Regions from separate parts of the Mus musculus genome. Here region 1 is linked to region 2. Evidence: chromatin loops called from intact Hi-C (ENCODE). Cell type or tissue: gastrocnemius. All regions are shown on one strand. Each heading gives the region's core, and the rest is flanking DNA. Links, peaks and the distances in the headings are about the cores only.

The links. Hi-C counts contacts between places; a loop is a spot of excess contacts. Peaks named below come from ENCODE experiments on the same cell type or tissue, not always from the same donor. Only the 100,000 strongest peaks of a DNase experiment are listed, where the experiment ranks them.
Region 1: a loop joins it to region 2, with 2.6 times the contacts of the local background. A loop is called at or near these places in 3 of 42 quality-filtered maps.

The regions. Positions count from the first base shown.
Region 1 is chr7:34,917,333-34,921,725 of GRCm38, forward strand. Pepd (peptidase D) reads left to right here. Exons shown (of 15, transcript NM_008820.2): 2 at 3,997-4,180. Among named protein-coding and RNA genes, the nearest start is that of Pepd, 7.1 kb to the left of the region's middle. In gastrocnemius, for the core only: a CTCF peak has its summit at 2,694 (motif pointing left); a DNase peak (open chromatin) is centred at 2,692.
Region 2 is chr7:34,405,292-34,409,684 of GRCm38, forward strand. No RefSeq gene overlaps it. Among named protein-coding and RNA genes, the nearest start is that of Lsm14a, 18 kb to the left of the region's middle. In gastrocnemius, for the core only: a CTCF peak has its summit at 2,406 (motif pointing right); a DNase peak (open chromatin) is centred at 2,428.

The DNA of each region.
Region 1 (4,393 bases), core at 231-4,230, 510 kb after region 2:
CACCTCCATGGCCTCTGCATCAGCTCCTGCTTCCAGGTTCCTGCCTGTTCTGACTTCCTAGGTGATGAGCAGTGGTGTGGAAGTGAAAGCCAAATAAACCCTTTCCTCCCCAACTTGCTTTTTGGTCATGGTCTTTATCACAGTAATAGAAACCTTGAGACAGCGGCATAGGGAGTTTGAGACAAGGGTGGGCTGCAGGAGCTGTGGCCTGGGTCCGGCTCTGTTATTAGTCAGTCTGTTATTGGCCCTGGGCTGCCTCCTGGGTGACGGTGGTTGGCCTGGGAGGGTCTGTCCTGTGGATGTCTTTAGCCCTGAGCTGGTCCACCACAGCCACTCTGTTCCTCTCAGACATATCTATGCCCTGGCTGCATGCAGTGGAATGTACTTTGTTTGTTCTGGGACTCTGGAATGACATGCTTGTGGATTTGAAATTCCAAGGGTCAATTAACAACCAACCAACCAACTAACGAACAAACCCGACCCTTCATCAGAAACCAGTTGGACAGCCAGGCCTAGAGGAGGCGTCGGGAGTCTGGGCAGGAGAATTGCAAGTTCGAGAACTTCATGGCTGACAGAGCAAGTTCAAGGCCAGTCTGTCTCAAAATAAAATGTTAAAAAAAAAAAAGGGGGGGACGCCTGGGGATATAGCTCAGGGCCGGGTGTTTGCCTAGGATGTGTCAGATGCTGGGTTCAGTTCCCAGCATCACAAAGGGAATGCGCTGAGGATGTTTTATTGGTACTATATTAGATGAATTTACAGAGAGAAGTCACTCTTTGCTCTGGCCCTGACTATCCCTTTGAGGGTTTGATATCTCTGCAATCTTTGATCCTGAGGCTGTCCTGGAGTACTTAGTGACTGGAGCACATGGCCTTGCCTGGTGGCTCAGGCTGAACTGGCTTTCTTTAACCCAGATAAAGGTGGGTGGTGGTGTGACTGAGCCCTGTGGAGGCGTAAGTGAGTATCCCAGGGCTTGTTCCAAGGAGCCCCCTCGAATACTAACGTGCTCAGGTGATCCCTTATATGAAGCAGGCAGTAGACCCCAAGTCTGGGTGTCCAACCTTCTAGATGGGATGATCACATGCCGGGGACAGGCGTCACTTGGAGGTGGGTCATGTAGAGGAGAGCTGTGGGAGGCGACGAAGCCCAGCCTAGCATTTCAGAAGTGGTACTGGAGGTGGGGCGATTTGCTCTGAGCCCGTCCTGTCTGTGGCTGGAGTCCTTATGGATTTGCTCATGAGTTCCCCTCCTGTGCTGTGCTGACCCCCTTCCATGGGTGTAACCCAGTAGATAGGAAGCGGGTGGGAGTTCCCTGAGTGTGGGTGCTGGTAGGTGCACTTTCAGTTCCTGTCAGCCAGGCCAGCTGGGAGCCATGCTTACAAGCTGTTACTAGGATACTCCTGCCCTGTCACCCTCGTGGCTGAGAACAGCAAATATCAACCCCAGCTTTGTGGAGGTCCTGGCCACTTGTGCTCATCAAACTGCCTACTTACTTGCCTGGGAGGCAGGAAGGGCAGGTGCTGGGGGTAGGAGTGAGTATCTAGACCACCAGCATGTGGAGGTGCTCCCCACTCCTCCACCCTTCCTGCCTCCCAACTGATGAATGGAGCTGTCATGGCACTTTGCAATGTCACAGTTGATGTGTGCCCCCCGCACCCCCACAAGCACTTGCTGTGTGTCAGGCATTGTGCTAGGCACAGGACACAGTGACTCAGACAGATCTAGGTCTATCTCCTGGAGGGCCTGTTTCAGTTAGGGTCCTGGTTGGTGCCAGGAGTTTGCTGCAACGGTGGTTTTTACAGATCTGCAGGAATGTAAAAAGAACCTGAAGGAGGGGAAGTTGTGGCTCTGCTCTGAGAGACTGGCACAGGCCATTTAGTTTTATGGCCTTCCATGGAAGGAGGGAGTTGAGGGAGCTCTGTGCTCGAGTTTTTCTCCTTCCCCACCCCCACCTCTCATAGGCTCAGCCTACCTGGAATCCAGAGGCTGGGAAGAGGCTATAGACTCACAGTCTATAGGTCCAAGGCACTGTGGATGGGCGGGATCTGGACGGCAAGTGGGGAGTCCTGCCTAGTGCTATGTGGGGTGAGTGGTGGTGGTGGTGGTCGGGCAGAAATGAGTCTAGGAATGCTTACAAGGTGGTGTTGGGGCCAGGGTATGTGGGAGGAATGTGTAAGGTGTGAGGGTCATGAGGCCTCTAAGATCATGGCTCCCCTGCAGTGTGATGGGAGGCTCATCATGGATGGTCCTTGTTCAGAGCCTACTCGTCTGCAGTAGCTCTGGCTTAAGCCTGCTCTTCTTCAACTGTGCCACTGCCCCTGACTGGACACTTCAGGGGCTCCCTGTTGCATACCCACACTTGTCTGACTTCTGGCTGCTTTGCTTGATCTGCACACCTTCCTTCCTGGGTATCATTACCAGACATTGATACCAGTTCTTTGTCTCACCATGCCACATGTTACCTGGACAGCCACAAATTAAGTCTGTGCTTTGCATAGAGGAGGAGGCTGCTGAAGGGTGGGAAGCTCAGACCAAGAAAGCAGTGCAGAATTTTTTTTAAGTTGTTGAGATGGAGGTGGATCTAGACCGCTTGGGCTAGTCCCCTGATACGTGTGTGAGGGTGATGGACCAGAGGTGGGATGAGAAGGCAGGGATGGCTTGAGCACCATCAGAGCGCAGCTCCCTCTAGTGGCAGGACGAGGCAAGGCTAGCTGTTATGTCAGAGGGCCAGGGCCTCTGCATGTAGGGGGACATGATTGGCCTGTGATGACAACAGATGGTACTTAAAGCTGAAGCATTGAATCCACGCAGCTATACCCAGTGGAAGGAAGAATATGGACCTAGTCCTAGGGTTCCAATACAGGTTGGCTTGGAAATGATGGGGAAAACAGAGGATGGAGGAACCATATCAATTAGAGTTCAGCAGTATTGTGTACCAGTGTCAAGGCTACAGAAAGGCCTGGTGAGGATCAGATCAGGACCCAGTGTGGATTTAGCAGCATAGGCTCATTGTGGTCAGATGGACTGTGTTTGCTTAGGGGAGCGATGTGTAGGTCTTGGGATAAACTGGGGAGGGAGCATATGTTGTCAGGAGTGCCAGAGGCTTAGGTTTTCTTTAGAGTATTAACAGCAAAGTGGAGGAAGAAATGGACTGCTGAGAGGGCTGAGGAAGTAGTTTTCCTTTTTTTAGGATCAGATTATTTTATGTCTGAATGTTGAAGGTGTCCCAGTTGGGGAGAAACTTGTTGCAGAAGCAACCTGTGAATGGGTATGGGGGTGTGGGGGTGGGGCTGTGCACAATCTGTGGGTGTGGCATGAGACCTGGGCATGAGCTATCTTAGAAACCTAGAGAGGCGCATCTCCCAGTGAAGGCAGACCTGGCCCTTCCCAGCTCCAGTAGACTCTCGAGAACAGCAGCCTTGCTCTCCTTGAAGCCCACACTCTGCAGTTGCTGCTCACAGGAGCATGGTGCTGTGGGGCAGCACTGTTTGTGCATACTGAGGGGTTGGGCACTGACGAGCTACCAGTGCAGGCTGGAACTACCAGTGCAGGCTGTAAGGCTGGGAACGGATGTGACAGGGGGTGGAATGGTGAGTGCATGTATGGTGTTGGCCAGTACTGACTGGATCAGAGCTCAGCTTTCCCACCTGTTCTTGAAAAATCCAAAGCAGATGGCAGGCCCTGGAGGGTGGCACATAACTGCTGTCTCCCCTGCAGAGGCTTTCCCACATAAGCCTTGCCCACCTACCAGCTGAGCAGGTCCAGCCACCCCTCATCCCCAGCTAAGCCAGGCACTCAGGAGCAGGAGGGTAGAGAAGTAAGATGGACAAGCCTTGGTTGGCTCAGTGGTTGGCTCAGTGAAGGACTGTTTCTGGGTCCCAACAGGTTAAGGGTAGGCCGACTTAGCACAAGTTGCCCAGAGTCCTCTGCAGGCACAGACCCCAGGTAATGGCCACCCGTGGGGAGGCGCTAACTGGCCTGTGCTCCTGTCTCTGCAGCCCTTCCTTCTCCCTGGGGAATGAGACCCTGAAGGTGCCACTGGCACTATTCGCCCTGAACAGGCAGCGCCTGTGTGAGAGGCTGAGGAAGAATGGAGCTGTACAGGCCGCCTCAGCTGTCGTGTTGCAGGGCGGGGAAGAGATGCAACGGTACTGCACCGATACCTCCATCATCTTCCGCCAGGTGAGCCGCACCTCGCCGTCACAGGCTTGCCAGGCATGGGGCTCAGGGCTGGACAGAGGTTGGTTCCAGGGGCCCCTAGAGGCAGCATGGGAGCAGGAGTGCATGCATGCTGACCCTCCACATCTGGGGTCAGCACCACCAGCCTCACCTGTTGGGCAGAGATGTCAGGGTATAAAAAGATATCCTTGTGGGAACAGGCAGGCTAGGCTTCGT
Region 2 (4,393 bases), core at 167-4,166:
TAGCTCAGAGATGACCAGAGCAGAAGGACCTAGGGCAGTGATCAGCTCACAGCAGGGCCAACTCCATCCTGTATTCCTTGAAGCAAGTGTCTTTGTTGTAGGTCATTCAGAGAGTTCAAGAAAGCAGGTAAAAACTCCACTGGCCAAGGACACCTTTATTTCCAGCACTGGGGAGGCAGAGGCAAGCTGATCTTTGTATGTTCCAGGCCATCCATCCTGTGTTGTTGGTTGGCCTGATGCTGTTTGTATTCTGATGTTAATTCTGCTTCTTCAGCTGCCCACTTTGACTCACCCCCATTCTCCCCGACCCCCCGACCCCCCAACCCCCGCAGAGCAGTCCATCACATGCTTGGATGATCTCATGTGAGCCTTCTCCCCATTTTAATTGGTCAGTAAAGGTTAGAGCCTGTAATTGGGCAGTGGAGGGGAAAGGTGGGGCTGAAGGTTTGAAAATGGGGGCAGGTAGAGACCCAGAAGAGGATAAGAGGGAAGGGGAGAGGACAAAAGAAGAGGAGAAGGCAGCCATGATGGACCAGAAGAAACTACAAGTAGCAAGGGGTCTCATAGCTGGGGAATAAGTTAATATAATGTTAGATCTGCCCAATGCAAGCATACAGTTTATAATTATAATAACTGGATTGTGTGGTTTTTATATGGGCTTATTTGGGTTGGAAATTCCAGCAACAAATTGGCACCCAAGGTGGGGTTTAGGATTGAACTAACCTGAGATAAAAGTCTACCCCCTACCTTTACCTAAGTGGGAGTCTATATAGTGAATTTCAGTCCAATCAGGGCTACATAATGAGACCCTGTCTCAAAAACCAAACCAAACAACCCCTACTGGGTCTTTTTGAGGGCAGCTCTGATTTAAAAAGCTCCATTCCTCACCAGAGACTTCCACAACAGTTTCCTAGATGTAGTCTCCAGGGCCTCTGCAAGGGATGGACCCACGAAAAAAGTTCCACATTCATAAAACACAACCTAAAGTACCGATGGCAAATGCGGCTCAGGAGTGGGGAGCTTGTCGAGCTTGTGCAAGGCTCTGGGTTCAAGTCCCAGCCCCACAAATACACAAGCAAACAACCTCCCACACAACCGATGAACATAAGCTGATAGCTGTGACACCATCTAGCTGTCAGTCAATGGCAGTTGACCATTTTTACTCAAAGCCATCCTTCTTAGCAGCTCAGTTGACGCTTTCAGAGACGTACATAAGCTTACAATTAAATGTTTAGGTAGGGCATTTTGCTGGTCAACTCCTGGAACTTTGGTTAATGGCTTCAATAGAAAAAGATTTTGTGACCAGTGTTTGTGTACCCAGTGGGATATGGGCCCCATATCCTATGCAATTGGCCATCAGTGCTTTTAATTGTTAGAGAAGTAGTCTACCGCTTTTATTGTGCCTATTTGTTTATTCATTGGCTTTGTTTTGTTGAGAAAGGTTCTCTCAATATAGCCTTGGCTAGCTTAGAAGTGGCTATGTAGACCAGGCTGGCCTCAAACTTCCAGAGGTCCACCTGCCTCTTCCTCCCAAGTGCTGGGACACATCTGGCCTTACTGTGATAATTTTAGAAATTATATATCAAGCCGGGCCGTGGTGGCTCACGCCTTTAATCTCAGCTCTTGGGAGGCAGAGGCAGGCAGATTTCTGAGTTTGAGGACAGCCAGTCTGGTCTACAGAATAAGTTTCAGGACAGCCAGGGCTACACAGAGAAACCGTCTAAAAAAGAAAGAAATAAAGAAATAAATAAAAAAAGAAAGAAAGGAAGAAAGGAAGAAAGAAAGAAATTATGTATCATATAGTATTATATGATAATTTCCCCCCAATCCAGCTAACTACAGCGAAAATTACTCAACTTCCTTATAAAAGCACGCGTTGCTAAATACTATATGTAAATGAAGGGTTTCAGTAATCCTTAAAAATTATTTTATTTATCATCTAACTATCTATTATCTATCTATCTATTTATCTACCTATCATCTATTATTTAAGTGCATTGGTGTTTTGACTGCATGTATGATTATATTAGGGTGTTGGATCCTCTGGAACTGGGGTTACAGTCAGTTGTGAGTTGCCATGTGGGTGTTGGGAATTGAACCTGGACTCTCTGGAAGAGCAGCCGGTGCTCTTAACCACAGAACCATCTCTCCAGCCCCAGAGTTTTTATTACTCTTAAGGAACAACTCAAGACCTTTAAAATAACCACTCACGAGCTGGAAATGGTGGTACATACTTGTAATTCTATCCTCTGGATGCTGAGGAAGGAAGGTTGAAGTTCAAGGCCAGTCTGAGTTACAGTGAATTCTGGTCTGGCCTGGAGTACATAAGAGACCAAGCTAAAAAAACTAACCCATTTATTTAGTCTGTCGCTTTAAGCAATGCTCACATTCCTGTTGATTTCCACTAGATGGCAGCAGAGGACAGCTGTTTGCCTGCGGTGTAGGGTTGAATTAGAGCGGTCATTATTTATTGTGTGTCTCGGAGGTCAGAGGACATCCTCAGAGAGCTTTCTCTCTCCGTCAGGTGGATCATAAGGCTCTAACTCAGGCTTTCAAGTTAGGCACTGAGCTATTTCACCGGTTCTAGCCCGTAGTTTTCTTTTGTATGTATGTATGTATGTTTGTTTGTTTGTTTGTTTGTTTTGAGGCAAGGTCTCTCCAGGTAGCCCTGGCTGTCCTGAAACACACTATATAGATCAGGCCCTCCTGAGCCTCTGAGAGCTTCAATTAAAGGCATGCTCACCATGCCCGTCTCTTCTATTTTCTGAGGCTCAGGCCGGTCTGGAGCTCTTGCTCCTCCTGCTTCAGCTTCCTGAAGATTGGGATTCCAGGAGTGCAACTACCACATCCAGTTTCTTTAGCGTTTCTACAGGGGCAGCTTTCTTTAACCCTTCATCTGTGATTCCAGATTCAGTAGTGCTGGAGTAGCGGTGCCTGTTTGCATTTGCGCTCTGCGCCCGGCGCTCTTAACGATTCCACAGGAATACGGGAAGATGAGAGTCTGGACACAGTTGGAGTCCATCTGGAAGTCACACTTGCTCTTTCAGCTAGAGTCCTATCACAGGCATGGGGTCTCTGAGTTTATTCAATAGCCTTCTTTGCACCCACCTAGTACCCATTTCAGGTGCACATGAATCTATCCCGGAAGCCCACCTGCCGCTGCGGTTCTATTTAGATCCCTTAGGTGGACTCTGAGCGGTTTCTGTTCAGCATGGATTTGTTTTGATTCCAATCTGATTTATCTCCTCATGCAATACAGACTTTTCCATATCATAAGAAAGGTAGGTAGATTCTTTCAAGCTTTTCTTTAAAAAATTACACACACACACACACACACACACACACACACATATTTTAAAGAAGTGTCTCACTATGTAGCTCAGGCCAGCTTTGAACTCATGTTCCTCCTGTCTCTAGTTCTTTTACTTTCTTTTGAGACAGCATCTCATTACATAAACCAGACTGCCCTCAAACTCACAAAGATCAGCCTGCCTCTGCCTTCTGAATACTGAATACTGGGACTGAAGGTGTGTGCCACCATACCTAGCCTGACCCTAGCCCTTGAATCCTGGTATTCCAGATGTGAGCCACCTTGCCCAACTCAGTCCTCTGGCCAAATTGAATCGAGGGTTCTGGAAGAGCTAAGGGTGTTGCTTACCGCTCGGCAGTGCCCAAGGCAAAGTCTTCTAGGATCCAACCAAACAAGAATCCCAGTCTCACTGGTGTCTTCAGAAGGAGCTGGGACAGGATCCACACAGACAGCAAGAATGTTGATAGATAGTCCTAGCAGTGGGAAGCCTTGCAGAAGCTTAGAGATGGCTCAGATTATGGAGACAAGATCTGTGAGGGGCAGGTGTGAGAGGCGCCATGTTGCCCCCCCTGGCTAACAGTTTCTTTGATAACAATTCAGCATGCAGGCCTGGCTTCTAGATCCATCCCCAAGGGAGAACTGGCAGTTAGAAAAGGAGCCCAAAGCTATGGCAATTCCTTGCCTAGATAAAAGTTAACAACTAGGGGGTCATTTTCATTAGAAACAATGTTGTTTAGCAGCATAGTTGACACACACCTTCTTATCTGTTTCCAGGGAAGGATGGTTAGAAAATGAAAGGACAGGTCCCCAGGAAGAAGAGGAAAAATACCGATACTTCATCCTGAAACCTAGACATGGAAAGAGACAATAGGCAGGTGCCTGAGTTAAGAAGTTTGCAAAATGAGTGGTTATGCTTGTTTGCTTGGTTTGGGTTTCTTGAAACAAATTTTCTGTATTGTACATCAGGCTGACCTTAAGCTCCTGGCACTGCCTGGCCTTGAGAGCTTTGAGATTAACAAGCAGGGGCTACTATGTTTGACTCACGTTTTTTGTTTTTGTGAGACAGTCTCTTATGGAATCCAG